Linked DNA regions of Mus musculus: regions 1, 3, 4, 5 and 6 are each linked to region 2. The links are chromatin loops, found by intact Hi-C in ENCODE. Cell type or tissue: heart. All regions are shown on one strand. Region 1 overlaps P3h2 (prolyl 3-hydroxylase 2). Region 2 holds the start of P3h2 (prolyl 3-hydroxylase 2). Region 3 overlaps P3h2 (prolyl 3-hydroxylase 2). Region 4 has its middle 53 kb from the start of Gm41436. Region 5 overlaps P3h2 (prolyl 3-hydroxylase 2). Region 6 overlaps P3h2 (prolyl 3-hydroxylase 2).

Evidence for each region. Peaks named below come from ENCODE experiments on the same cell type or tissue, not always from the same donor. Only the 100,000 strongest peaks of a DNase experiment are listed, where the experiment ranks them.
Region 1: it touches region 2 in a loop (2.3-fold over the local background); 4 of 42 quality-filtered maps call a loop at or near these places.
Region 3: it touches region 2 in a loop (8-fold over the local background); 11 of 42 quality-filtered maps call a loop at or near these places.
Region 4: a loop joins it to region 2, with 2.6 times the contacts of the local background. A loop is called at or near these places in 8 of 42 quality-filtered maps.
Region 5: a loop joins it to region 2, with 2.9 times the contacts of the local background. A loop is called at or near these places in 6 of 42 quality-filtered maps.
Region 6: a loop joins it to region 2, with 5 times the contacts of the local background. A loop is called at or near these places in 7 of 42 quality-filtered maps.

What each region holds. Positions count from the first base shown.
Region 1 is chr16:26,047,608-26,052,607 of GRCm38, reverse strand. All of the region lies in intron 1 of P3h2 (prolyl 3-hydroxylase 2), which reads left to right. Among named protein-coding and RNA genes, the nearest start is that of P3h2, 56 kb to the left of the region's middle. In heart, no CTCF peak of the experiment used is centred here; DNase peaks (open chromatin) are centred at 2,787 and 4,567; H3K27ac peaks cover 4,491 bases.
Region 2 is chr16:26,103,977-26,108,976 of GRCm38, reverse strand. P3h2 (prolyl 3-hydroxylase 2) reads left to right here and starts at 3,164. Exons shown (of 15, transcript NM_173379.3): 1 at 3,164-3,761. The coding sequence starts at 3,294. In heart, CTCF peaks have their summits at 3,078 and 3,738; DNase peaks (open chromatin) are centred at 3,126 and 3,686; H3K4me3 peaks cover 2,570 bases; H3K27ac peaks cover 2,933 bases.
Region 3 is chr16:26,019,040-26,024,039 of GRCm38, reverse strand. All of the region lies in intron 1 of P3h2 (prolyl 3-hydroxylase 2), which reads left to right. Among named protein-coding and RNA genes, the nearest start is that of P3h2, 84 kb to the left of the region's middle. In heart, CTCF peaks have their summits at 502 (motif pointing left) and 2,092 (motif pointing left); no DNase peak of the experiment used is centred here.
Region 4 is chr16:26,196,795-26,201,794 of GRCm38, reverse strand. No RefSeq gene overlaps it. Among named protein-coding and RNA genes, the nearest start is that of Gm41436, 53 kb to the left of the region's middle. In heart, a CTCF peak has its summit at 2,454 (motif pointing right); no DNase peak of the experiment used is centred here; H3K27ac peaks cover 166 bases.
Region 5 is chr16:25,981,416-25,986,415 of GRCm38, reverse strand. P3h2 (prolyl 3-hydroxylase 2) reads left to right here. Exons shown (of 15, transcript NM_173379.3): 5 at 1,342-1,484; 6 at 1,825-1,914; 7 at 3,683-3,723. Among named protein-coding and RNA genes, the nearest start is that of P3h2, 120 kb to the left of the region's middle. In heart, a CTCF peak has its summit at 2,585 (motif pointing left); no DNase peak of the experiment used is centred here.
Region 6 is chr16:25,964,172-25,969,171 of GRCm38, reverse strand. P3h2 (prolyl 3-hydroxylase 2) reads left to right here. Exons shown (of 15, transcript NM_173379.3): 13 at 368-443; 14 at 3,308-3,448. Among named protein-coding and RNA genes, the nearest start is that of P3h2, 140 kb to the left of the region's middle. In heart, no CTCF peak of the experiment used is centred here; no DNase peak of the experiment used is centred here.

The sequences.
Region 1 (5,000 bases), 56 kb after region 2:
CACTTAAAATAGTGACGTGATTAATAATCAGCATGTACTCGCTACATACCTACTACGTCACGACTTACGTGTATGAAAAGTCTGCATTCAGTGTGCAATGTGATGATGCATAGGCAACAACTTGCCTCTCCCAGTAGAGTCGAATCACGAAAGTGTGAAATTACCATTCATTCCATTTGAATTTATTAAATGGGAATGTTGTGTGTAAGGAGTTTTGCAAATAGTGAAATAAATGGCATTTGCTTCATGGGTTAAACCTTCTGGGGGTAGAATCAGAATGAGTGGAAAGCAAACGCAAGGGACAGAGACACAGGTGAAGACAGAGGAAAGTAGGGAGGACTTGAGAGCAGTGACAGCGTTTTAATCTAATTTTGAAGGGTAACACATACAACTGGCATAAGATGGGCCCGAGTGAAGGATGAAGGATATTATGGCAACTGGGATTCATTTTTCAAAGAAAGAGTTGAGTTCTATTTGTGGCATGCAACCTGAGATGCAAATAGTAAATGAGCTTGTCACAGGTCCTTGGGGAGAAAGACAGTGCTGTTCTCATTTGCTGAATCCCAGATATATGCCAGGCTCATCAGATAGGTTTTTTTCATGGAATTTTCACAACCATGAACAGTTGTATTTCCCATTCCACCAGGAGAGAAAGGATGCCTGAAGGGAGAGACATTCCCAAGGTTAGTTAGTAGTACATGAGGGAGAACCCAGGCATGGTAGGGTTCTAACATATATTCTTTCCAGTCCTTTGCAGTATCCTAATTTTGGAGGCATTAAGGCACTATTAAAGATAGGATACTTAAGAGCATTTCTCCAAGGAAGAAGCAGGCTGCTAGTGGTCTACAGGGAGGTGAGAGGAAAACACATAAGTCAGTCATCCTTGCCCTCCCTGCTGCTTGCTATCTGACAACTACAGCATGTCTGTGGACAGACTGTCTTACAACTCTTTGCTTTTCTGTCTGAAGCTTAATGAGCATGCTCACCCATTGATGGAATAAAAATAGCACTGCATTGTAGTATGATGGGAAATCTTTTCTTTGTCCCCAGAGAATATAGCTCTTCCAAGGAAGCAGAAAGCAGAGGCAAAAATTAGGTCACTCTGCCTAAGATACAGTGCACTAGCAAACGAGCTTGGACTTGACTGAATGCTGACAGCCATAAGAGCATTGGAAGTTAGAACAACCGGGAGAGAAATGTGTCTGAGTCTTGCTGATCATTAGCCAGGAAATATCCCTCAATTCAGATTTGGCCTTCACGGTTCCTCTAATTCCCACAAAATTAGTACGTGAATTTAAACAGTTCCAGGTTCATGTCTGACTTTCAGAAACTTGGCAACATTGACCTCTGAAGGAGTGGCAAGACTCAAGCCTTATAAATCTTAAGCCTCCTTTTCAAACAGAGACCTTGGGTTGCTTGATCCTTTACCAACAGTGGAAGATGTCTGCAACCATGATCCCCTTCACTCCAGGAGGCATAAGTACCTAAAAGCTTTGTGTTTCGAAAAATGTGGTAGTTACAAAGTTGGCTTTTGTCCAACCATTTCCAGATTTTGGTTACAAAACTCAGGTATTTCCTCAGATATTAGATTATCCTTAAACAAATACATTCAAAAATTTTGAAGTTTAAGTGACTTAGATAAAGCCACTGTCTCAGAAGAAAATTCTTAATTTTGTGCAGTCATAGTATCCCAGGAATCTAAAATTCCTCTGAGTTTCCCTCTTGTTATACTCTTCTGCCTGGAAAACTTTCTTATTTTCCCACCTTTAGGGTTCCCCAAATATAACTTACATAGCATCCAGATGGTACCCTTGGCCCTGCCAAATCTCAGACTACTAGTAGAATGCTTGCAGCTTCTCACTGTGTGGAAGTCAAAAGTAGATGTCAGCATGGCTAGTGGTCTTTGCCTGGTACCACAGAACTGCCCTTTACTGTCATCCCTTAGCTGGCATTTCATTCTTCTTTCCCACCCAAATGATGATCCCAGAATGAAGACTCTGACCTCTGTGAAAATCAGTGAGTTCAGCAGACAGGGTGGGTAGTAGACAGAGTGGAAGACACTGATAGTGGAGACCTTGGAGAGGAGCAGCAATGTGTGGGATGACATATTGAAAGTTTGACTTTTTCCAGTTCTGGCTAGTCATTGATCTCTCGTCTCCTTGGACCCTGTTTTCTTCACTTTAACATTGTGCCTGAATCTGTAGTGAAGGAATTGTGTTTAAAAACCAGTCACCACTCAGTGTCTTACCCTACTATCAGAGAGCAAATATCCACTTTCGATGCTACCTAATACAGCCAAAGATACCTAGCTGCATTAGTCAAATGCATGCCACACACCTCCTAAATCAAAGTGTGCATGTTGCAGAGAACTGTGAGGATCAAGGGACCAATAATCAATACCAATGACAGACTGAAGACAGCTATGCCAATGCAGCACCTATTAGCATAATAGATTCATGCCACAGAACTATAGAAAAGGGGTAGGAAGCCAGTGCAGTTTTGTCACTTGCTGTATCTGCTGCCTGTCAGACCTGATTTCCTCACTGAGGCTCAGTCTTTATCTAAGGCAGCAGCAGAGAAGGATCTAGAAATTTGGGTATGAGAGCAGAATGGCCATGCAGCTCTCTGCTGTTGTTAGCAGTGGCTCCCTATCCAGTAAGCGAGACGATGGCGGGGGAGGAAGGAAGCCATGGTATCACAGTAAAGACTCCTTGGCAAGAGTTGGTTGTTTTCTCCCTGAACTAAATCTGGCCTTTGTTTAGAGAATTTCCTTTGGTTTTGTGACTTCTCTAGTCCTTTCCCAGCATCCTTTTATTATCAGAGCAAGAACACCATGACCCTTTGCACAGGGTTAAAATAACAGCAGTAGCCCAAGGGAAGACTGGATTGTGCTGTTTATGTCCCTGCTATAACTTACTGTGTGCCTCAGCAAAGCTCGGGGCCCTGCTCCCCTCTGCCTCCAGGCATGTTGTTGAATCTGTCAAGACAATTACTCCTCTTTTACTCCTTTAAGTTGACATACACTTTGAGCCCTTTCCACTCCCCTCTGCCCTGCTCATTCTTTCGGCTGCCAAGTTGCTGTTAGCATTCCTGGGACTCTGTCCTCCCCATTCCATCTCAGAACTTTGACCTTTGTTTTCATCTCCAAAAGGCTGTGGCTCTTTTCCATCTTGCTGACATTTTACTTCCCTGGTGGGCAGAGAGGTCATCAGAACCCATTGTCTTCTTGCGGAGGTTAGAAGCAGGACCAGGAAGAAGTGCAATGGGCGCTGTTGACTGGTTGATGTGTGGGTCATCGACACTCATCCCTGCCTCCTTGGAGAAAGACTTCCCCAGCAAGCTGATAGATCAGCAGGGAATAAAATCCTCAAGGCATTTTGTTGGCGCTTTGAGGGACCACATAGAACAATATGTTTTTTTTTTTTTCCTTTTCAGAATTAGATCAAGTGTGGATGCAGGGTGATTCTGGGAACTGTAAGAGCTTGTCATCTATTATTTTTTTTCTTTTTCCTTTTGGATGTGTGGGTAGGGAGGGTGAAGACCTTCTGCCTTCTTGTGATCTGCCTCAGCTGTTCGTATTCTTTCTAATAATGCCATCTTCCTCAGCTAGGGATATCAAAAATATTGTCTTCTTTATGGCTGTCCCAGTTTGAATAGAAGCTCCATATCCTTGTTCGAAGGACCTGTGAGAGTAAGATGGGAAGGGAGTTTCATGGGGTGATCCTTACCCCATCTTTCTCCTGTTCAGAAAGTAGGCTTCTACTCTAAATCCTCCTTTCTCATTTTTCTCATTGTTCCTTCTTTTCTGTGGAAGAATGCTTCCAGATGCCAACATTTTATCTTTCTTTGAAATGTAGGTGAATTTAAAACTGTCCAAAAGGAAGACCTGACATCTTTACCACCTCTACATTCCCTGTAGTTATGGTCTCGAGAGTGTGCTGAGAGATATAGTGTAACACGGGCCACTCCATCATCCCTGTAGACCATCATGGGGATGTTAGAGAACCTGTGCTCACTTCGTGTGCAGGAGGATTTTGTTTCGGTGGAATGAGAGAAGAAAACATCCCTGAGCAGCAGGGAGGCAGGGGGAAAGAGCTGGGATGGAGAGAAGGTCAAAGGGCTCAGAACCAGTGGGCACAGATCTGGTTATGACTCAATGCCTTATAACCTCACTATTAAAGAAAACCTGTGCTTTTCAGCTCCCATGTGCCTGCAAATCACCTCCAGTAGCTCTGGGATGGAGTTTTAGAACAGGATTGATAGCCAGTTCCCGACTGGTGTCTTTGATTATTCTTGTCAAAGCCAAGCAGAAATCTAAAATTAATGCATACAAATTTTTCAAAATTAATTTGTAGGTAGTACAGACACCCACTATATACCCAATCCTTATTTTCAGATTTCTCCCTTCTCCTCCCATGTCTGCAGGGCTGGCGGCAGCTCCTGGGTCTTCATGGCTATAAATGAACCTAGCTTACCCTGGGATGAGGTCACATTTTCCAAAAGCATGTTTGTAGTCTGTGGTGAAGGGGAGGGTCTGTTTGAACAGTTGAGGACAGGGAAACATGTCCTTCCTAAGACAGACTAGAGTCTGGGCCAAGCCGGATTTGAGGACATTCCCCAGGCAGAGGAAATAGGGGAGGCCCGAGCAGCTGAGTGTGTGTTTATAATTCAGATTCTAGGGCATCCCAAGGAACTGCTGCTGGGAAAAGTCTCCACTATTTCAGTCTATCCTCTAAGCATCAGTACAGTTAGGACCTGAAGACGGATAGTTAACCTTATTAAAGTTCATCACTTCTTAGCTTCTGTCTCTGATAGATAAGGGTTTTTAGAGAGACTTTCAATATTATATATTCTGAAGTCAATGAAAAATATGAACACTTCCCCCAATTCACTTTAATAGACTCAGTTTTAAAGTCCATCTTTAGCCACAGGATGCTTATTCAACACTATGCCACTTCAGGTGAGTCCAGGAGAACACAGTGCTGACCCAAAGAGAGGGG
Region 2 (5,000 bases):
AGCTCTCCTCTTGCAGGGAAGGTGCCCAGATATCTCGTGTTCGACCCTGCCTCCTGGCAGAAGTTGTGATCCACTCACAGAGGTCTTAAGATCCCGTGGAGGGTCCTGTGGGTAGCTTTCGGGTGTCCGCAGACTCAGCGCCCAAGCTACCCTTGTGCTGATGGTGACCGGAAAGGACTTGTGCTCCTGATCAGGCCGGGTTTTCTGCTTCCCTATTTAATGCAGTCTCAGGTCCCACGCGATTGGATTGGAGCAGCAGCTGTGTCTACTCACCAGAGGACTTAAGATCCTGTGGAGGGTCTTGTGGGTAGCCTGCTGGTGTCTGCAGACTCCGCACCCAAACTACCCCGGTGCTGGAGGAACTAGAAGGGACCTAATCAAACTTTTAAAGGCACATCTTAAGCTTTTTGCAGAAAGCAGATAGACATACAAATCCCTATACTCCAGAATCTCAGGCTTTGAACATGCCCATAGCACATGGAGCCCTACCTCACAGACTTACTCCTCAGTATGAGGCATTTATAGAGACAGTGGTTTTTAACCTTGGTTTCAGAAAAGAAACAACTGGGAAGCATCTGCAAATCTCATTGGTTAGGTCGTTATCTTTGTCAGGGTTTCACTGCTATGAAGAGGCACCATGCCGGGCATGGTGTCACACACCTTTAATCCCAGTACTCGGGAGGCACAGGCAGGTGGATTTCTGAGTTCGAGGCCAGCCTGGTCTACAAAGTGAGTTCCAGGACAGCCAGGGCTATACAGAGAAACCCTGTCTCGAAAAAAAAAAAAAAAAAAAAAAAAAAAGGCACCATGACCAAAGCAACTCTAACAAAGAAGAGCGTTTAATTTGGGGGCTGGCTTACAGTTTCAGAGGTTCATCATTACCATTTTGAAGGAAAGAATGACAATATCCAGGGAGACGAGATGCTGGAGAAGGAGATGAGAGTTCTATATCTTGATCAGAAGGCAGCCATGAGGATGCTCTGATTTCATACTAGGTAGAAGTCAGGCATAGGAGGCCTCAAAGCCCACCTCCACAGTGACACACTACCTCCATCACCTACTCCAATAAGACCACATCTTCTGATAGTGCCACTCCCCATAGACTAAGCATTGAAACATGTGAATCTAGCAGAGCCAAAGCTATTTAGTACTACACTATACCAATTGAATCAGAATCCCTCAGAGCTAGGACCAAATATAAATTTTTATCATCTCATTCCAATGTTTTAAAAAATCTGAAGGGTTACTTAAGTGAATAATCAACCATATGTTGTAGAGAAGTACAACACAAAGCTTAAAAGACACGCCCCAACTGGGAGCCACTAGGTTGTTTGTGAGCTATGGACTATAGGCTTTGAATTCTGTCTAGGGTCTTTTCTCCTAAGTTTTTTTTTAGCTTTGTCCTGCAGAAGGTTTAGCAACTATTTTATCAGAGCACATTGAATTCCACTTAGTATGTTCTACATTTTTAGTTTGTATCAGACTCCTGTGACCTGTGTTCATTTCCTGCATTTCACTGTAAACTTGCAGAAGTGAGGACACTGGTATGATCACATCTTCTTTCCCCCATCATCCACACACCAGGGGCAGGCACTTAGAGATATTAATTTAGTGACACGTGTTCAGTGATATAGGAATGTCTATGATGTAGAGCTGAGACATGCAAAATTATCTTCACAGCTGATCTGTCTCCTAGATAGCATTTTTTATTCCGTGTGCTTCAAACCCTTCTCCAAATAGATCCATAATTTTAGACTCTGCCACCTTTATCTGAACAGTTCATCACCAGGAGAAAAAAAAAAAAAACTCTTTGCTAATTCTGGAGCACTGACCATCTAAGGCAAGATTTGCCATGAATGGAAATAGACAATTTTGAGAATTTTGGTGTAAAAATTAATATGTACATGAATCAGTTTTTTTTTTTCAGAGTTATTTAGCCAGCGCGGTTCATGGCCAAAAGGGTGAGAAACTCAACAAGAAGAAGGGAAAGGTTGCGACACTAGCCACCTTTTTTGAATAGTGACCATTTTACACAAAGACTTTCTTCAGCAAATTCGGGTCAGTTGGACAATATATGCGGTTCTTTCCCGTTGGTTATCTTTCCAATGGCCCAGAGACTGAGGTGAGATTCCCACAGACAGTTCCAGACAAACAGAAGTCCTCCCAGGGAATTGCAGGCTGGACTCCAGAGTCTAACACACTTTCCCCCCCTTTTTCTGGGAGTGTGGAGCCAAGGGACAGAAAAGAGGGGAACACCTTGGCTAAGAAGGTATTTATGACCCAACAGACGGGGAGGAACAGGAAAGCCTCCAGCTAGTTCCTTGGACTCTGGCAGCTGTTTCTGTCAAGTTTCCCACTTCTAGATTGATGTTCATTGCTTAAGTCCTGGGGTACTGGGTTTGTTAAACTGACTCTTTGTTCAACTCTCACAATAGGGATTTATGTCTGAATATCACTGGACATGTTGGGCATTTGGCTGCTTTGGATGAGGTAAGTAACAGAGGCCCAGTGCACATCTGGAAAACTGCCAAAGGCAGAACTTAATGTACAGCTCCACTTTCCTCCAGCGGTCTGAACAGGAAACTCGGGTTATTTATCGTTCTTGCCCAGTCTTCACATTCAATACAGGAACACATCCACACTTAGCCATGGGAGAAAGCAAGAGGGAGGAGACCCTGCCCTACAGGAGGGCGGGAAGCTTCTATTTTTGTGGGGCAGAGCTAGGTTCATCCTTTGCTTATTCTTAGCTGTATAAACTTGGGCAAACCCCTTTCTCCTCAAACCTACTCAACTGGCCAGGGGCCCTCCTCCCCTTCTCTAGAGCTTTTCAGGCAGTCTGAAATGCCCCTTCATGTTGCATCTAAGAGTGAAGGACTGCAAAGAGCAAGTCCACATAGATTCCAGAAAACGACTGTGGACCTCACTTCCCCAAGTGCTGAAGATAAAGCAACACCATCGTCTTCTGCCACCCACAAGGGACCCCACACGCAAAACTTGTCCCCAGGGGTCGGCCTCTCAGGACTGTGCTAGCTCTCAGGCAGCTGGAGCGCGGCTCGCGGAGGCTCGGCGGCAGGAGGAGCGTGTGAGCTGGAGGCGTCCCTTTAAGAGCGGCCAGCTGGGCGAGCCTCCGCCTCCAGGACCGCAGCGCTGCCGGCGGTCACCTGGGGCTGTCGCGCAGCGGGATCACGGCAGGATCGGCTCGCTAGCCCTCGGAGTTGGAGCGGGGCTCGAACGTGAGTTGCGGTGGGGCAGGCAAGAAGCGCGACGATCTCCCTCCACGGGTCCGGCGGAGGATGCGGGAGAGCACGTGGGTGTCGCTGCTGTTGCTGCTACTGCTGCCCACACCGCAGCGGGGCGGCCCCCAGGACGGTCGCCGGTCCCCGGAGCCAGAGCCCGAGCGCGGCCCGCTGCAGCCCTTCGACCTGCTCTACGCCAGCGGCGTGGCTGCCTACTACAGCGGCGACTATGAGCGAGCGGTGCGGGACCTGGAAGCCGCCCTGAGCAGTCACCGGCGCCTACGGGACATCCGCACGCGCTGCGCCCGCCACTGCGCGGCGCGCCGTCCGCTCGCGCCCCCCGGCGCCGGCCCCGGAGCCGAGCTGCCCTTCTTCCGCGCGGTGCTGGAGCGGGCGCGCTGCTCCCGCAGCTGCCAGAGCCAGCGCCTGGGCGGCCCCGCGTCCCGCCACCGCGTCAGCGAGGACGTGCGCAGCGACTTCCAACGCAGAGTTCCCTACAACTACCTGCAGAGGGCCTACATCAAGGTACTGAACGTGGCTGCGCCCATCGCGGGTGACCCTAGGGTTGGCTTTGTGGGATAGGGGGTGGGGTGGGAGGGAGCATTGCTCTACACTCCATCCAGCCTTTCGCAGTGGCTCTGCTTTGCGTGCAAGTAGAAGCCCAGAGACTAGACTAGATGAAAGTGGGCAGATCAGCTTTGCTCTCTGTCTCAGCGTCCTCTTCACTCGCAAAAATGGGCTGTGCCAAGAAGAGCATATCAAAAGTGTCTTTCAACACTTCGGTGGTTGTGCTCTACCTAGACCTAGAGTAAATTCTTTGACATAGCCCACTCCTGATCTCCTTTTAGCTATCCCTCTTACTCTGCAGTCTGATCTTCTAAGTTTAAGAAACGGCCCTAAACGGTCCTAAAAGTTATTTCTCTTCAACTAAAGAAGAGCAACGAGATAAAAAGTCGTGGAGGAATGATGCTTGAAGCTGTATGAGGCAATCTACTGAAAGTGCGGATTTCTTTGGTACTGGTTTAGGTTCCTGGGGTTCCCACCATTTAGGACCACTTCACCTCAGATGCCCAGCGCTCTCTGCTTTTACTTGCGTCTATGTACCTTCCCCGGAGTTGCTGTCAGGAGGTATACAATCAAAACTGGCATACCCCAGAGCCCCAGTTAAAAAGACCTAACTAGCTGCATGGCAAAAATGTAGAATGAATTACCCAGCCCCTCACTTCCACAAACTCATGTTTCTCAGGGTCACATTTCTTATGCCTATCTTTCTGAGTCAATATATCCAGGTCTTTCAGACAGCAGTGGGAGGAGTTAATATGGTCACAACAGAGACCAGATCTCAAGAGCAGTGTGCATGGTGCTGAGGTTCAGGAGTTGACTAGTTCGGGTCAAGGACTGACAGAGAACCCAGAATTCTCTCCAGGACATGTGTGTTGTCTGTTCTCTTGTGCTTTCCAATGGATTTGCTGAAGACATGTATCACGCATAAATCTGCCTTTTAGAAAGAAAAGGGCACAGTTTTTCCTGTTCTTTCAGAAATTAGTCAGTTCTGGGGGAGGGACTAAGCTGGTTCCCAGAGCAGAATGTGAGTGATCCTGTCGTGTGGTCCTTTTGAGAGTCTGGGCTGCAAGGGGGAGATGTGGCCATTTTGCTGATGAGTCTGTAGCTCGTGGCAAATAGATTTTCTCTTCTCCGGACGAACAGGAGAAGAGAAGGATGCATACTCATCCTGTGAAAATAAACAGCCATGCAGTCAGCATG
Region 3 (5,000 bases), 85 kb after region 2:
ATCTTCCTGCTGCGTTTTGGAGAGGGAAGAATTCTCCAGAATCCAGAACTTCCTGTATTTCTTTCTGCATTCATTTTCCTAATAGTTTGGGTCTTTGCATATAAGGAGTTTCAGGTGGCTGCTTTAGAGGAAAATATAACTATTTTCTCTGCCTGGAAATAGTGAGTCATTGGGATACAAGAAATAAAGATCCCAAGTGATGCATGTAGAATAAGCAACTGCCTGTACCCTATTCTCTCTTTAAGTCTGCATTACACAAATTGGTAGCATGTTTATGTCTGCTGGACCTATCACAAGTCTTCATTCTGTTACTTATAAAGAGGAGACTTTTAACACCTGTCGTAGAATAATATTTGGTGAAATATGATAATGTACTTAAAAACTATAAAAGTAAGGCAAAGGGGTGTGTGTGTGTGTGTGTGTGTGTGTCTGCTGTCTTTACCTGTGACATTAGCAACTTTTCTCTAGCATCAAAGCACTTTTCTGCCCCCTTGGGGCCAATTCACAAAATTGTGATGTCCCAAAACATATGCAAGATCCTGAAAGCTGCAAAGAAAACCCTTCCCGAAAATGGACTGTACTGCGAGCTAATTAATGTTCATTTGTTCGCTTGTGAATCCACAAACAAAGCTTATTTCTAAGGAGGACTGTAGCATTGGCTGCCCTTTGCATCTCAGACCAGGATAATAAAGCATTGGGGTTTAGGGGTGTGGCTCAGCGACAAACAGTGCTGTGTGCCGCTGGCATTGAAAGTGCTAAGGAGAAATCCAGAGGACCTTAGAAATCTATTTCCCATTGCCCAAGTTTCTTTGGATCTCGCTTTGGTTATTGTCAGGAGTCAGATATATTTGCCATGCTGCTGCTGACCCCTTCAAGTCAACAGAACTCACACATCCCATGTGTGCACTATTTAGCCTCTGGAAACAATATCTGTTTTCTTAAATATTTGGGGGATGATTCCCAAACTCTTGTAACTGGAGAACCACCAGCAAAATAGTTTTGGTGTTTTTAATTTTTTTCTTGCAAGGACAGCTGAGCTGGCTTAAACCTGTACTACTAAATAGAATTTCATGATCCAGTCACAGCTGACTTGTGAAAAAAAGCAATGAGATCACCCTATACATCATATATCACAGCTTTTTTAAACAAAAATCCTTGAGAATTATTAGACCTCACCTCTCTGACAGGACAGCTGTAAGGGGACTGGAGAGCAAATTCAATGGACACAAACATGGTAGGATAAGTTCCAGGTGCAGAGAGAATCACACCATATGTTTGGATTAAGGCTCAGCTAAGTGCAATAGGGCATCTAATGTTTCTTTTAGAAATAACCTCAACCGATGCTCTTACATCACTGTTTTAGACTTTAAGCACTTATCTTTAAGACTGTGATGATACCAAGACCCACGGGCAGAAACTCGAAGAAGGCAGATTTTAAGCAGTGCTAGAAAGTCTGGATTGTCCAAAGGTGGAAGGTGTTACTTTGGAAGATAATAAATTTTATGTCAATTGGTGTATTCATCGTGGAACATTTGAGAGATTCTTGCAGAGGATTCAAACACTGGTGTAGAGAGTAGGGTTGGTCCAGATGTCTGTGAAGCCCTAAGATTTCAATGGAGAATGTAGTGTGGGAATCTCTTCAACTTAAAGATGGTTTTAAATTTTCAAACATATGTCGCTTCATAAATGATATTTCACAGTGAAAGTATAATAGAAGTTAAGATGCAAGTCTACAAGGCTAAGAGTTTTCACAGCTTCCAGATAACAAAAGAGTAAGAAATACCACTAATATTGTATGCAATGGATTTCTTTTGTCCTCCAGCATCAAGGGGACACGGATGTAATGACAGAAAACTGCAACAGAGCATGGAAGAGTCAACTGAAGGGCAGGAGCATTTTCAAAGAGACCTGCTACCATACCTTATACCATAGGCCCTTCATTACCCTTAGAGAATGGTTGCAGGCCAGAGGGCAACAACTGTGATCTTGTCCAAGCAGTTTCAAACATCACTGACTCACCAGGAGCTTGTTGAGAGAATACTTAACAGATTATAGTCAGTGGCTCACAGCCATCTGTAATGGGATCTGATGCCCTCTTCTGGCACACAGGTGTACATGACGACAGAGCATGCAAATACAAAAAAATAAATAAGTCTTTAAAAAAGATTATTGTCAGGACCCCCGACCAGACCATTGCCCTCTGTAGGGATTGTACATGGAAAGTGCAATAATGCTGACTGGTCTAGATTCTACCATTGCTAGGCTGAGGAAAAACAGTACTTCTGGACCCTCTCTCTTATAGACTTCTTTGTCTTGAGAAATAACTTAATGTAGCCAAGGGAAGATGCATGAGAGTGTGTTCATGAAGTCCCTTAAGTCTATATTTTTAACATAGAACCCCCTCATCTGCTGTTCCAGAGGAAGGCTTCAAAATAGGCATCAGCTGCTCTTCTGTAAGTGAAGAAGGCCCAGGCGGCCCTAAGCAGAGATTTTTTTTAATTAGATATTTTATTTACATTTTAATGTTATCCCCTTTCCTAGTTTCCCCTCTGAAAAATCCCCTACTCCCTCCCCACTAACCTGCTCCCCAACCCACCAACTCCCATTCCTGGCCCTGGCATTTCCCTATACTGAGGCATAGAACCTTCACAGGACCTAGGGCCTCTCTTCCCATTGATGACCAACTAGGTCATCCTCTGCTGCATATGCAGCTGGAGCCATGAGTCCCACCATGTGTCTTCTTTGATTGGTGGTTTAGTCCCAAGGAGCTCTGGGGGTACTGGTTAGTTCATATTGTTGTTCCTTCTATTGGGCTGCAAACCCCTTCAGCTCCTTGGGTACTTCCTCTAGCTCCTTCATTGGGGACCCTGTCTAAGCAGAGATTGTTATACATTGAGGCAGCCTTTCTGAATAACTATGTTTAGTTTTTAGGATGTATTAAGCCAGTTATACCAATGATGCTTTTCTTTTGAATTTGTACAAATTCGCTGTGTGTATATAAAAGTTAGTGTGTGTGTGACAGAGATAACTGACCCAGTACTGTGGATTCACATGATGTACCCAACCCACAGGCGATGAGAGGCTTATAAAGGCCACTGAGCAAGGCTTCAGTTGAGCCAGAGCCTCCTCCCTTAGACTCCTCCTAGTCTTATGAGTTCCCCTTTCCCAGTTCTGCCTCCTTCATTATGAGCCCAGTTAAGAAATTGCTATATCTCTAAAGATGTCAGTGTGAGTGTAGCAGAGTATGAGAGACTAGAGAAAGCTCCTATGCTGAGGTGACATATGGAGGACAGCCACAAGGCTACTTGGAGTGGTGGACAAGACTCCTCGGGTACTCAGCTTGACTCCAGCCATGAGAGGGCTCAAGGTTGACACTGGTTAGATACTTTTGGGACTTAGTTCTCTCTTCTTCCTCAGTATCCACTGCTTCTCAGTCCTCAGCTTCAGCATCCGCCATGGCAGCTCCTCCCTAGAGCAGTCTTCCTTTCTGGCTCCATACAGTTATGGTGACAACCCATCAGTCCTCTTCACCTCCAGCTAGAAAAACCCTGTTCCTATGCTGTGGTAGAGGCTAAGGCTGGCTGTTCACTTGGACTTTAGTTTAACCAGCCTTTGCTAAGCTCCACTCCTCCGCTTTGCATCACCATTGTCTTAGCTATGATTTCTATTGCCTGTGATGAAACACAAAGCAAACTGGGGAGGGAAGGAAGGGTTTATTTGGTTAACACTTCTGTATTAGTGTTCATCATCAAAGGAAGTCAGGACAGGAACTTAAACAGGGCAGGAACCTGGAGACAGGAGCTGATGCAGAGGCCATGGAGGAGTGCTGCTTACTGGCTTGCTCAGCATGGCTTGCTCAGCCTGCTTTAAAAAAACAAAAAACAAAAACAAAAACAAACAAACAAAAAAAAAAACAGGATTACCAGCCCAGGGGGGACAGCACCCATAATAGCCGGGCCCTCTCCCTGTCAATCACTAATTAAGAAAATGCCTTATGTGCTTCCTTATAGCCCAACCTTATGGGGGTGTTTTAAAAGTTGAGGTTCCCTCCTCTAAGATGATTCTAGCTTGTATCAAGTTAACATAAATCCAGCCAGCCTAACTTTTTAATCAAATAAATATCAAATAAGAGAAATAGCCTTGTATATCTGTGGTCTAGAAAGGGTAACACCCAACTCTTGACCTGAGTCTTTATAGGAACACTACTGTAAAGGTAGGAAGGAAAAGACACTTTTCCTGACAATCAGTGAAAATTCCTCAGAGGAAAACCTCAGCAGGACCACAGGCCCAGCAATGGCCCCACCCACAATAGGCTGGGCTCTCTGCCATCAATCACCAATATAAAAAACGTCCTACAGTTTGCCTACAGCCTGAGCCTTATGGGGGCAGCATTTTATTGCTTCATTCTTTCTTTTTTCATCAATTAACCTATTTATTCACTGTATATCCTGATCACAGGCCCCATCTTCTTTCCCTAGTCCTCCCTCCCAGCTTTCGAATCCACTCCCCAGAAAATGGGAGGTCTTCTCTGGATATCAACCTCCCCAGGCCTGTGAATCTACAGTCTGGTCAGTTACATCCTCTCCCACTGATGCCACACAAGGCAACCCAGCTATGAGAAAGGGATCCAAAGGTAGGCAACTGAATCAGGGAGAGTGGAGACGTTTTCTTAATCGAAGCTCCCTCCTCTCCAGTGACTCTAGTTTGTGTCAAGTTGGCATAAAACTACCTAGCACAACAGATTTTCCTCAGGGGGTAGTGCAAATAATATGTTCCCATGAACCCTCCCCTAATCTCTCACCTGTGAGCAATGACTATTTCTCACAAATTGCCTGTTTATTGTCTCTATTCAGCATCAGAGCATTCCAAGGGAAACAGTAAACTCCCAGTGAGGTTATTTCAGAAAAATACCAACAAAAATATTAACCCACGCTTTTTCTTTTCATTTTTTAAAATTATGAACAAAGGGGATTTACTGATAACTACTCAAATCTAATTCT
Region 4 (5,000 bases), 93 kb before region 2:
TCAATAGGACAAAAAGGCAACCAACAGACAGGGAAAGGTCTTTATTATGCTAAATCCAGTAGCAGGCTAATATCCAATATATACAAAGAACTCAAGAAGTTAGACTCCAGAGAACCAAATAACCCTATTTAAAAGTGGGGTACAGCCAGGCGGTGGTGGCACACACCTTTAATCTCAGCACTTGGGAATCAGAGGCAGGCAGATTTCTGAGTTTGAGGCCAGCCTGGTCTACAAAGTGAGTTCCAGGACAGACAGGGCTATACAGAGAAACAGTCTCGAAAAAAAACATAAATAAATAAATGAATAAATAAATAGGTACAGAGCTAAACAAAGAATTGTCAACTCAGGAATATCGAATCGCCAAGAATCTCCTAAAGAAATGTTCAATATCTGTAGTCATCAGGGAAATCCAAATCAAAACAACCCTGAGATTCTACCTCACACCAGTCAGAATGGCTAAAATCCAAAACTCAGGTGACAGCAGATGCTGGCTAGGACATGGAGAAAGAGGAACACTCCTCCATTGCTGGTGGGATTGCAAACTGGTACAACCACTCTGGAAGTCAGTTTGATGGTTCCTCAGAAAATTGGACATAGTACTACACGAGGACCCAACTATACCACTCCTGGGTATATACCCAGAAGATGCTCCAACATGTAAAAAGGACACATGCTCTACTATGTTCATAGCAGCCTTATTTATAATAGCCAAAACTGGAAAGACCCCAGATGTCCTTCAACAGAGGAATGGATACAGAAAATGTGGTACGTTTACACAGTGAGGTACTACTCAGCTATTAAAAATGATCAATTCATGAAATTCTTGAGTTTCATGTGTTTCACAAATTGTATCTTGGGTATTCTGAGCTTCTGGGTTAATATCTACTTATCAGTGAGTACATATCATGTGTGTTCTTTTGTGATTGCTTTACCTCACTTAGGATGATATCCTTCAGATCCATTCATTTGCCTAAGAATTTCATGAATTCATTGGGTGGATGGAGGAACACCCTCATAGAAGCAAGAGGAAGGAGGATGTGATAGAGTGTTTCTGGGAGAAAGGGAAACTGGGAATGGAGATAACATTTGAAATGTAAATAAAGAAAATATTCAATAAAAACCCTTTTACTGCCAGTAGACTAGTACTAGTAGTAAGAGTGTTAAGGGTGTGTATGTGTGTGTGTCAGAGAGAGAGAGAGAGAGATGTATTATGTGTGATATGTCTATGATATGTATATGTGTGTGTGACCATTGCCCATCCTGGATGTTCCTACCCCAAGTCTCCCAGAATTATGTAAGTTTTAAAATCACCCCCCAAAATTGCATCTACCTCCTTGCAGCTGGTCCCGGTGTGGTTATTCACTTTACGACTGTACGTGCTCATAGGGCTTTCCAACTCCCCTGCTTCATCGTCACTGCTTCCATTGCCCTCATGGACCTATTGGACAATACTTCCCAAGGGCAGGGTGGGCCACAAGGTACAGATGGCTCTCATAGGGCAACTTTGTAGACTCGGTTCTCTATGTCCATGTCTCCACATTGCTTGCATCCTCAGGCTTGCATCCTCAAGCTGCAAACGCCTTTCTCCATTATGCCTCACTGGTCCTATCATTCTTGTATATTTTTAATTTTTAAATTTGCCAATTATCTTACACTTTCTTTTTCATTTGAAATCTGGAGAAAATTTGTGTTGGTTAATGAGATAAGGAAAATCTGTTGGAGGATGTTGTTGTCTGTGATTTGGGGACTTGAGAACAGTATACATATTTACAATGGTGAGCCTTCTTTGTTGTCTTTTGCTCTGTTATTTTGAGACAGTGTAGTTCAGCCTGGCATTGGCCCTCAGTCCTCTTACCCCAACGTCCTTACTTCAGGGACTACAAGTATAGGCAACCACACCTGGCTAACAGCAAATCTGCATTTAAACATCATGGGGCATATTTTTTATTCTATTGGGTTTTTTTAAAGATTTGCTTATTTATTTTATGCATATGAATGTTCTATCTGCATATATACATGCATGTCAGAAGATAGCATCATATTACATTAATAGATGGTTGTGAGCTGTAGAGTTGCTAGAATTAAACTTAGAGTGTCTGGAAGAACAACCAGTGCTCTTAAACGCTGAGCAATTTCTCCAGCCGTTCTACTGTGGTTTTTGTAGAGTTATATCATTTTCTTTATAAATATATTGCTTATTTCATGTTAGCTCTATTCCTACCAGTTTATGGTTTTTAATTAGAATTTTAGAAGTTGGAATATTTTTGAGAAAAACAGGTGATACATATGAATCTACAGACGAGGATAAAAATCAACCTTTGATTTTCCTAATAGTATCAGATTGCTCCCAATATATTTAAAGTATATTTTATTGTTAAATGTTCATTTCTAGCGTTTGTTTTCATTGGTCCCCCCAGCAGTCTGTTAATTTACGATGGCTAATAACAAAACAGACCACTAGATGGCACAATAACATACCTTTCTTGGATTTTCACAAACATTCATAGACAAGAAACCCATTCAAAAATTTATGTTGTTGTTTTATAGTTTAGAGCACTCTAAATACACAGACAATAGTGTTGATCTTAAGATCAATAGGAAAATGTATGCCTAAAGCAATCACCATGAATAATTACATTTCATTAACTTCCCTCGTATAAACATACTGTGGTTTGGTTTCCAGTTCTCTTCCCTCACTCAAAGCTGTAGAGTGGAATTTTGAACATTTTGGTTTACTTTTTCCTCTGCTTCTCCAGATGCCAAAACTTCATTTGCTACCTTAAGTGCACTTTCATCCTGACTTCTAGTATTTTTTGTAACTGACCAAGGTGGTTCAGGGCTGCCAGTGTTCTTCTGTGTAAGCACATAGTGTGCAGCGACTTACTTCCAAGAAGACCTTCCACACAGTAATTTTCAAGCACTATTTTGTGTTCCTTGAGTGGAATTTTAAGTAAACTTGGTCAAGTCCAGAACTACTCTATCTATCTATCTATCTATCTATCTATCTATCTATCTATCTATCTGTCTGTCTGTCTATCTACTTATATCTCTATAAGGTGATAGGGAAAATGTCAGAATGCAATTCTTAGCGAAAAATGAAAATTTCTTTGGTAAATTGTGTCAATTAGATATATACATGTATATCAGCATATATATTGGGCTGTGATTTTAAAACGTATTTCTTATTGTGTGTCACATACAAAAGAGTGTGAAAATCAAAATAAACCTTCCAGAATCTCTCAGGCTTTGTGTTGCCTAGTGTAATGTAGATCTCAAACCTTCACTTTCTGAACCAGTCCATGAACACACATGTCATCTCCTTAGGGGTCTTTGCAGGTTTCCTACTCCGACCTTCCCAGGGAGTGAGCCTTTGAACTGTACTGAAAGTTCCCCAGAAGTCTGAGAAGCCCCAGTCACTCCAGAGGTGCTAGGTTGTCTCAAGTTCTTCCACTTATCCTGGACTAGTGAGCTTCTGGTCCCCAAATATATATTTTTTTAAATTTTATTATTTATTTATTCATTTATTTATTTATTTATTTATTTGGTTTTTTTCGAGACAGGATTTCTCTGTATAGCCCTGGCTGTCCTGGAACTCACTTTGTAGACCAGGCTGGCCTCAAACTCTGAAATCCTCCTGCCTCTGCCTCCCGAGTGCTGGGATTAAAGGCGTGTACCACCACGCCCGGCTCTGGTCCCCAAATATCATTCCCTAAGACCCATGCCTGGTGTTCTAAAGGGATGGCTGGTGATGTCATGCTCTCTAGTGAAAGATTCATAAATGACTCAGTTTCACTGAAGAGTGAACACTCTTAACCCATACTCACCTCCTTGGCCCCATATCAATCGATTTTATTACAGCAACATCCTCATTATTCTGTTCATTGGAATTGAATTCTCAAAATGAGTATTTAGAGATGAAGATATTGTGTTTGCATTGAGAAGTGTGACTTCAAATGCCACTGTCATTCTTGTTTCTCTTGCGGATCGCTGTGAGCATCTAATTCTTGGAATTGTGTTGTAAAGTGAACATTTTTGTAGTGCAGGCTCATAAATAGTGGTATCAGGCAATCTACAGCGAAGATGAAAGTACAACAAAAGCAGTTGATTCTACTAGTAACCAGCTTAAAGAAAACAAAAGGCTCTGCACAGCAACCACTGCCTTTCTGATCTCAATGTTCTCTAATTATATATTTTAGCTACTTACCCTTCATCTAGTATTCTTGAGTACGAATATTTGACTTTTATATGAAATTAGTGTTTTTCTAAAAATGGTGTTTCTAACGCAGCTGCCTGTGGTGTGGGTTATAAGGGGGTAAGTTTTAGATGAGCATTGTGTTTGCCTTAAAAAAAATAAAGAATAGCTTAGTTAAGTCCATTTCTATCACATATTTCATGACTCTATTGAAAATGGGCAGACACTACATTTAAATTTTTGAAAAGTACTCAAAACTGGAACTCAGGACATATTTTCCAATATTTGATATATTTTGGAAAACTTAAGTCCTCTGCTTCTTTTCCTGTTCTGGCAAGTAAATAGAAAGGGCGAAGACTTTGAACATTCTGTCCCCACTGCAGAACTGCACCTGGGTAAGTATCTTGTGTGGCTTGAACAGTATTATCTGAGTAAAGGGAAGAAATTGAATGATCAGGTATAAAATTTTGATTAACATTACTACCTTAGTCAAGTTGATTGGCTCTGAAACATAAGTGTTCTCTAAACTGTGTGTAGATACTTTATATATCTATCATGGTGTAAAATATGAACTATCTAAAAATAAAGGGTAAGTAGGAATCATGTTTGTTCCTCCATATTGCTAAGGGTCTAACAAGATGCCAACACTAGGCCTAGGTTATTCTTATCAAAAGATGCACCAAGGTTTGCTGTACAGTTGATTATGATTATTTTATATTTAGTACTTCATACCTCAAGGTTACTCCAGGAAGAGATTTTCGAGCATAGCATTATATATTTTCACTTTATGGATGCTTAAATCAGAACA
Region 5 (5,000 bases), 120 kb after region 2:
TTTGAACTCAGGACCTTTGGAAGAGCAGTCAGTGCTCTTAACCACTGAACCATCTCACCAGCCCCTTATACTATCTTCTGTATCATTTTTAATTAACACTTGCCAGATGGCTTTCACTAAGTTAGACATAGGAAATTATCATTTTGGGGGTCAAATTTAAATTATAGTATGTTATTGTTTAGGTTGAATAGATGAGTACAGAGAGAACTTCCTGCTCTCTCTTTCTTTATTCCTAGATACCATTGTATTAGAACTTATCTTATGATCTTCCTATTGAGGGACAGTGTATTGTTTGTAATCTTTTGTGACTTCAATGACCTTTCAAGTGGATAATACTTTACACATGTCTCTGCATATCTATATACATATTTCAAAGGATAATATCTGGAGGTTCATTTACCAGGTCAAATAGTTCATTCATTCGTATTTTTGATTCACATTGCCAAATTTTCCTTCCAGATGGACTGTATTTTCCACTGTTCCTCCTCAGAATATATTATAAAATGTTTAGATGCCCCACAATCCCCTAGGTAAAGTTTAGTAATTCAAAATAGCTTTAGTTTCCTTTTTACTGAAGAGGAGATATTGGATATTCCCTCTCATACTTAGAAGCAGCTAATAGTATTTATCACCTAAGTCACTATCATGTCCACATCCTCCCTTTGTGGAGAAGTGACTGGCTGCTTGACAGGTCATGATTTCTTGGCTCAATGCACTTGTTATTTCTCCCTGTCTTCAGCATCAGTGCCTTTTATCAGGTCAGCTACAAAGAAATATTTTTCCTTTAAAGTGATGCTGAGGAAGAGGAGGACGAGGAGGAGAAGAAGGATTCAGACCAACATTTTAAAGTTGCCTTGGCAAACTCCCTCTTTTTCCAAGAGTAAAGTGTTATTTATTGTCCTGGCACCATGACAGTGATTACTCACTCATGTGCACACCATGACCAATGAATGCAAACTAGGTAAGCCAGGTGCTTATTATCTTCATCATATTAGAACTCCATGCTCAGAATATTTACATGGGCCACACAGTACAAAACAAGTCCCAGTTAATTCACACATTTTTGCTGTAGTGTTCCAGGAATTACCAATAAGCATTTTTCTAATAGCAACTATAGAGGATTTCTGCAAAGTGTCCAGCACCAAAGCCACCAAAGGTCCTCCCATCTGAGTACCTGAAACTGATCATCTGTGTAAGTGCTTCTGGCCATTTTGCTCAACCTTAGTTTGTCTCCCGTTTATTATCATCAATGCTGACATCAAGAGACACATTGAAGTTTCCCTCTGAAGTCATCTGGGCAAATCTGGCTGATTCAAATGTGGCAACACCTTGTTTCTCCAGTTGGTGAATATGTGAAAGCCTTGGAGTGCGCCAAAGCCTACCTGATGTTCCATCCAGACAATGAGGATGTCCTGGACAATGTAGACTTCTATGAGAGTCTGCTGGATGACAGCACTGATCCAGCATCCATTGAGGCCCGGGAGGTGAGACTAGAGTTCTGAGAGAGATCTCTTTAAACTGCAGTGTGTTTCAGGGACAACTGTTTAAAAAGAAACAAACAACAATGGCAAAAATAAGCACTGTCCTTAAGGATACATCAGAGATTTAATGTCTGTTCCAGATCTTAATTCTTTCAAATTTTTTCCATATTGGAAGTACATATTTCTCATAGGCACAATCTTGTGACAAACCTGTTGCCTAGGGGACCACATTTGCAACTCTGATCTTTATGTTAGCTCACTGACTATTATAACAAAAAGTTCCACTTGAGCATCTATCACATTTCTTAGTTGTTATTTAAATATGAATTCTATTTCTTTCCAGGATTTAACAGCATTTGTCAAACGTCATAAACTTGAAGCTGAACTGATCAAGTTAGCTGCAGAGGGCCTGGGATTTTCATATGCTGAACCGGTAAAAATAAGACGAGAAAATGAGCTGCTATTTAAAATCTTTTAAAAAATAACTTATTTAATTGTGTTTTATGTTCATTAATGTGTGAGTGTTAGATCCCTTGAAACTGAAATTGTAGACAGTTGTGAGCTATCATATGGGTGGGATTGAATTCAGGTCCTTTGGAATTGAACCCAGGTCCTTTGGAAGAGGAGACAGTGCTCTTAACCATTAAGAGCAGAAAATAGTGGTTACAATAGGGATATAAAGTGAATAAATAAATTAATTTAAGAAATAATTATGAAAGCTTGAAAAATAATAAAGCTACCATTTAAAAGATCTTCTTGGTGGATATTTAAATATTAATGCCCCACCCACATTAGTGGAAGAGTCTAATAACCTCTCTAAATTAAGCAGTTGAAAGAAGTCTTTATGTTATACAAGTGATGAACTTTAAAGATTTTGATAGATTCCCATGAGGCTGAGATCCAAAGTCAGAAGCAAATATCTTGTGCATGATTCATTTGCCTGTCTTGTTTCAGTTTTCTAGCATTTCAATGTAAAGTTTTGATTTTTTAATGCATTTTAATGGGTTAAACAAGCCCCATCTTCAGAAGGCACTGGGAGTCAGCCTCTGCACTGTCCTCTCTGCTTCATGTGTTGTCCTCTGATCAAGCCGGGGCACAGCGCCCTCTGCAGACCGCCCCTTGCTATAGATTAATGCAAGTTCTTGTTTTTATTTCATGAAACATTTACCTGGTTCTTTAGGTTGTTAAGGATTTAAAATATTTTGGCTACCTAGATAAATTTAATATAGATTAATTCTTTTGATATTCTAACTATTTCTGATTTCTTTCGAAAATACATAGTCCAGGGATCATGGTTATTAAACTATTACTTCAAATATATCCAAAGAGTGGACTCCCATTGCAAGAAGAAAATGGGGTCTGGAAGTTCTTGAACCTTAACTTATTTTCTAAAGAAAATGTTTCTGACACCTTCATTGTTTCTAGTGATATAGGAAAGTACAAATTTAGCAACCTTACAAGAGGAAAAGTATCCACCCTCCTCATATATGTTAAGTGCAAATGCTATGCCATCACTATTTTAACTTCTATTTTTCTGAAGGCAGCTCATACTATTTTCTCCTTTTCACATAATATTTTTTTCCTCTTTGAATTACCCATGTATAACTTTTTCCACTTATCTATTAATTACTGAATATTTTATGCAATATTCATGTTAGTGTGTTGATGAAAACATTAATTATAGTGTATTTTAATTGATTCCTAATTATGTCTTATTGGCAGCAGAACACTTTTTAAAATTAGGTTAGTTTAAGGTAATATTTCTGGTATAATACATATATGTGTTCCTACTTAGTATTTTGAAGAATTGTGTTTTCCCAAGGGACCCCAAAATATAACACCTACTTCATGGTTCTGTACAGATAACTAATCCAGCTGGATTTCTTTGTTGAAGTTTTAGTCATTATCCACAAAGCACTTGCATTGAGGGATCTTCGAAGCCCTTTCTGTTATCAAATTCCAAGTCTCTATCCAGAACCAGAGGACCAAGCACCTAACTAATTCCATACGGTCTTTTGATTCATTTGTTATCCATGGTGTCTTTGGCAAAATTGTATTAGCCTCCTCTTCGTCAATACAGAGTATAAGTTTCTGAATATTTCAAGTTTTCTAAGTATTTTATTAGGAGTATTTTAAATTTTTATTCCTATAAACGTCATTTTAGTACTAAATGTATATACCTTTTCTTCAACTGTAAACAGAATTACTGGATCAGCTATGGAGGACGGCAGGATGAGAACCGGTGAGTTCTCCATTTGCAAAACAGGCTACAGTGAGATGAGATGCTTGGGGCAGGAGATGGTGCCGGGAACTCAACTCCAGTAGATTAGTGCAAGCTATGGAATTATTCTTCAAGTTGCATGTTAGGAGCTTCATCCTGGATCCAGCTCTCCCACTCACTTCTGTATGGTTTTAAGGAATTACTTTTCTCCTGAATGTGGAGGGTTTTTTTGTTTTTTGGGGTTTTTTTTTGTTTATTTGTTTGTTTGTTTTGTTTTTTGAGACAGGGTTTCTCTGTATATAGCCCTGGCTGTCCTGGAACTCACTCTGTAGACCAGGCTGTCCTCGAACTCAGAAATCCGCCTGCCTCTGCCTCCCGAGTTCTGGGATTAAAGACATGCGCCACCACGCCGGGCCCATGGAGATTCTTTTTTAAAATGAAGAAATTAGCCAAAGAGTTCTTCAAATCCCAATTTTCTGTGATTACTCATTGCACAAGGCTGGATGTTATTTTTATTAACAAATTTTATAAAATTTCCTTTTTAAGATGGTTTTTGTTCTTTGAAATTTTCATACAACACATTTTGATCATATTCAAAATTTGCCTGTGGATGGTAAATTCCCTTACTATATTAAATTGAAATCAGGGTCATGTTTCTGTATAGTGAACTGTGTGTTATTACTAAGCAAATTGAAGTTAAGAAAAACCATTTTTAATATAATTGAAGTCAACTCATCTGTTTTTAAATAACTCAAGCTTATCCATGTTTGAGTTGCCTGTTTGGGATGACACAGTCCAGTCAACCTATTCTCAGATTGAGAAAGGCCATGTCAATGGAAGGGACCACTGTCAATGGAGGGCACTAGCTTATGGCTTTGCCACAATAAACTGGAAGATTCAGGTCTTAGAATCTTGCAATCAATCAGCCCTTGGGTGACATAATATAATTGGAAGAAAATATATAGGATATATAGGAGTGTTTGGACGTGCCATGTCTGTGTAGACTGAAAGGCTATCTACCATCACGGGTGCATTTGGAAAGCTTGACACAAACTGGCTCTTTCTCCTTAGAACAGTCAAGAACCTACTATTATATTAGAATATGGATTATCTCCACTCGATCATTATTCAGTGATGCATAATTCAGTTCCCTGTTCAATAAACAATGTAACATGGAGAATTAGGAAGGTGCACACAATCTTTTTTTGTTTTGCTTTGTTTTCTTTTCTCTTTGGGACAATATGCTGATATGAAGATAGTGAAACTAATTGTAATAAAAGATCAAAGAAAAGACTTTA
Region 6 (5,000 bases), 140 kb after region 2:
GCTAGATCACAAGGAATTCATTGCCTAAGCTAAGGAAAGAAAGCCCATCCCCCAAGGTTCCTTTTATATCTGGGAAAACGAGGGTTATAAGCAATGTGGCTGGATTTAGAAGCTATCTGAAATCAAGCCTGACTAACTGTTGACAATGTCAAATGAGCATTGAAACAAGGCCAAAACCATATGGAAACGGAACCAATAAGCATCCAGAGTATAAGCCAGACACCCCTGAGCTTAATTTCAAGGGTTGGGGGGACCAACATCAAAGGTAACTCCCCATTCAGGTGGCTCCCTTCACTGGTCGTCTGTATTTTACTATGAGGCTGCTGAGGACTGTATTGTCACTGACTGCCCCACCCCCTCCTTGCAGTGCTCTCCTGTATATGAATGACGACTTTGACGGAGGGGAATTCATCTTCACAGAAATGGATGCTAAAACCGTGACTGTAAGTAACCCTCTTCCTAAAATTGGTTTAGCATTTTAAATTCAGTCTTACCATCTTCCCAGGATCTTACCGATTGCTGAATTTTAAGTAGTTCTGAGCTCAAGAACTCAAGAGGTAAAGCGGGTTCTGGTGGTCTATACATAATGAAAATACTAAAGCATAAGTCGCCATTTCAGTCCATTTTGAAGATGAGCAAAGTGAGAAACGGGGTTTTTAAGAACTTCATCACAGTCATTTAAAAAATGTTAGGTGTGGAATCAAAGCCTAGAGGTCCTGTCGAGTGACCTGATGGGAACTTCCAGCCCGAGTCCCCAAAGCATTCACATCACAGACAGATCAATGGCTTCCAGGAGCCAGAGTGCTTAGGCTAAGCACGAACTCCCAAACGGGTACACATGTGCATGCAGATTGGTATAAACTGTTAAGGATAAGCCATGAACCCTTTAACTCCAAATGGATATTTATATTCAGTAGTGTTTAAATCAAATGTCACAGTCAACTATTTTATTAACAGTCAAAAAAAATGCCTTCAAAAACCAGCATCCTTAGCACGCACAGACGATATAGTTAGATTCTTTTGATCATTACACCAAAGATCAATCTCACTATAAGAACACTAAATCACAAAAAGAAGAACTTATGAATTATAAATTATTGATTACAAAGTCTCTTTCTTCCTGCAAAATCTAAGCAGCTGAGACATGTGCATAGGTAAGGGAATTTCAGACTCTCTCCATGTTTTGTGCATTCAATTTTAGCTTACCCATTTTCTTCAGTGGTGAAATATTCATGGAACACTATGGTGGTTTAAAGTGGGTGATATCTCAGGCTACACACTGACTTAAAGAAGATTCCTATTGCGGGTTGTTGAAATAGTTCCCAGAAACACAGGTATAATTTTAAATATTTCCTGCATTTGAACACAACAATGTATGTTCAAACAGACGTGCTGATTCACTGTTTAAAAAGTAAGTCAGTAAGTAGTTTGAGGCTTCAGACTCTGAGGATATAAACCAGGATTGATGATCTGGGCTGGAGTTTAAATCCCTGAAAAGGATTCTCACTTGTGAAGGAGCTTTGTGAACAAAACGTCTTATTTCCAAACTTTGAAAACATGGAAACTGAAGAAGAAAAAGGTTCCTATTTTAAATCACTCGAAAGAAAAATCAGACTGCTGGTTGAGGATTCCTTTGCTTCTACTCCATCTAGTGGCCATATTTGGAAGTGCCCCTGGTTGATGGTACAGGGGCTGGCTCTGTCTTTGCTGAGTGTATGTTAAATACCAACCTGCTGCTTTTGTGTGAAAGCAGGAAGGGGTGGGAGATGTGTCACTTGAACAGTTCTACACTTCTAATAACTGCGGCACCTACAAAAAAACACAGAATCTACTTCCCTCCAAAAAGTAAATGAAAAAAAAAAAAAAAAAAGTGGAAAACCGGAAAAGCTCACTAGCTCAATCATGTTCATTCATTTAGCAGAGTTTTAAGGTAGGAGTTCTTAAAGATGAGGAATTCTCATGTATCTGCTTTCCCTTAACAAACATAATCCAATCTCAGGAGAAGTGGGCAGGGTCCTTTCTCCCCCACCCCTCATTGGATACGGAAGGATTGTTTTGTTCCCAGCACCTACATTAGGTGGCTGACAACTGCTTCAGACTCCACATTCTAAGGACTCACACCTTCTTCTGGACTTCATGGACACTAGTACATGTGTTTATGACCTACACACATACAACCAAATACATACACACACACACACACACAGACACACTCGCACACTGGGATTCTTAATTTTGATTTTGCCTACTTCTGCCTTCTCGCACTCAGACCTAGGACAAGAGTTAATCTTACATCGCACTGAAGGGTTTTAGGAAAAATTCAGATCTGTTCCTGAGAGGGTTAGAAAGACATAGTCCCATAGCTGAAGAATGCCCCTGTCTTCCCACACACACAATGGCTGCTGCTGTGCTGTTTGCTCTTAAACAACCTCAGTGGAATGAGTAAGCTCTCATTATCCCCTAAAGGATGCAAAATGACATGTAATCCTATTACACACCTTTTAAGACATAGGACCACAGCCTCCAATACTCAGTGGCGTACGCTTGCTCAGACTTAAGATTCTCAGCTCGGTGCCCTCAGCAGTTCCCTGAATGCACTGACTGCCCTGCTGATAGTCAGCAGACAGCTGGGCATCGGGCAAGCTTTGAATTGTTGTTTCAGTCATTTCAGACCTCTGGAACCGTGAGTGGGTCAGCTCGAGGGGTGGTGTGTTCTCACCACTGGAGGCAACCACGTGATACCTGTATGACCCATGGACAAGCATAATGTAAAGGAAGTGAATTCAAAGCTTCGTACAGTGACAGCTACATAAACCATAGGTGTTTGGCTGGAAAACTGCCAAGGGTGTGCAACCATGTAACTGCCACTGGGGCCACCAGTAAAACTTCTCTGGTACCCCTCATGTCCTGGTTCCCTTCCAGTTTTACAGGGACCAGGATGCACACTCACATTAAACATCAATGGATCGATAGAATGAAGAGCTGATGTAGTGCAGTAAAGTGGACGGTTTGTGTTCTTGAGAGGGCAGGCTGTCACCAGAGCACATGCCACGTGATTCCTGTGTGTATGGGACCTGCCACCCAGGTCACCTAAGTGTTCTTATTATATAAGGGAAATGTTATTTTGAAACTTTATATATTTTACAGGTAAAAAAAATGAGAATCGATTTTTGTTTTCAGTATTCCATTATGAGGACCCCCATTGTTCCTTGCTTCAAATTTTAGCTGAGGGGAGTAATCACACCGAAGGAATGATAGAAGGTCACGTGGTAAGGAACTGGAAGTCTAATTGTCATTTTGTTCTCAGGCCTCTATAAAACCAAAGTGTGGCCGAATGATCAGCTTCTCGTCTGGCGGCGAGAACCCTCATGGCGTGAAGGCGGTCACCAGAGGCCAGCGCTGTGCTGTGGCACTATGGTTTACACTGGACCCTCTTTACCGAGAACTGGTGAGTCCACACCAGGCTCTCTGGATTGACTACTCTGTAAAGTCCTTTGCATCATCCCTAAGTCTGTAGTGGCTTTTGCAGTAAGATTTGGGGAAAGCGGAGGGGCTGGGAAGGAAGTTTTGTACCCAGTTGAATTCTAACTGTGAAGACATGTGCAGAAATAGATCCACTAGCGCATCTTCGTTGTCACAGCAAATGTTGACTATTGAACTCACTGGCACCATTGTACCATGGTACCAGTGGACCACGGACAGACAGACAGGGACTTTCTCCTGGTCATGAGTAAAGTTAAAAAAGCATTCAAACAACTCTGACTAGTTCATGCAGCATGCATGGGAAAGACGAAAGAGACCTGGAAGACCATTAGTATTTGCTACACTATTAAGTTGAATTTTAAAATAACATTATATTTGAAGTGTCCGGGACACTCACTGTTTCAATCTGTCAAGAGCCCTGCAGTTCAGACCAGCAGGCAGAATAGAAACTCCAGGGAGAAAGCAGTCCATTTCCTTTAGGGAGTACCTTCCAAGTCCTTCTCTTGACTCAGTGATATCATCAGCTTAAAAATATCCATCAGAGCGTCACCATAGCTCAAGAGACTGAGTGTGGTGGTCACTAAGGGTAGATCTGAAGCTGACACAGAAGTCTACTGATGACTTCAGAGTCTACTGAAGAGCTGAATGTCGATAAAGTGTTTTACACCTTTAAAGGTTTGTTTCTTGTTATTGTAGCATCTCTCTAGGTTGAACTGGTTGTACTGAAACTCACAATGTAGACAAGGCTACTTTTGAACTCACAGGGATCCTCCTGCCTCTGCCCCCAGTGCTGGAATTTAAGGGATGCACTAAATAGAGCTAAACATGCTTTCTTTCTTTAAATTATGTTTGTGTGTGCACATCTGTGAGTGTAAGTGGAGTTCTGACGAGGACACCTATCCCCCTGGAGTTGGAGTAAGCCACCAGACATGGCAGTTGGGAACTGAAAACAAGGCCTCTGAAAGGACCCTATGCATCGTAACCAAGGTCATCTCCCAGCCCCCGAAATTCTAGCCTTAAAATGATGTGCATAGTTTTCCCTTTAAATTTCTAAGCTAAACTAAATCCAGTTTCAGCAGCAGCAGCAGGAGTTTGAAAAGAACGTTTTATTTTTGTCTACACCCTCAAAACACTTTCTCTTCACGTCTAGGTAGGGCTTTAGGTCAGAACTGAACAGAAGATGAACAGAAGAAAAGTACAGGGGAGGTCGGCAGCCAGGAAAGGCGCGCACCTCAGTAGCATCTTATGTCGGGGCTGTAAGAACAGCTTGCACTAGCTCAGACACAAAGAAAGACAAAAAAGGCACCAATGGCCAGAACCTAGCAGAGGCCAGATAACTTTCTAGGATGTGTCGCATCCTCCTTCCCCTGTAGTTTCTCTTTCCCTGTGTTTTTAATCTACAAAATGCCAGCACCATTGCTCTATGCAAAGGTCTAGACAGCAAATTGTGGAAAATTCGGCACCCTACTTTAGTACTAATTTTATATCCGCCACTCCATCACAATAAATTGTAGCAT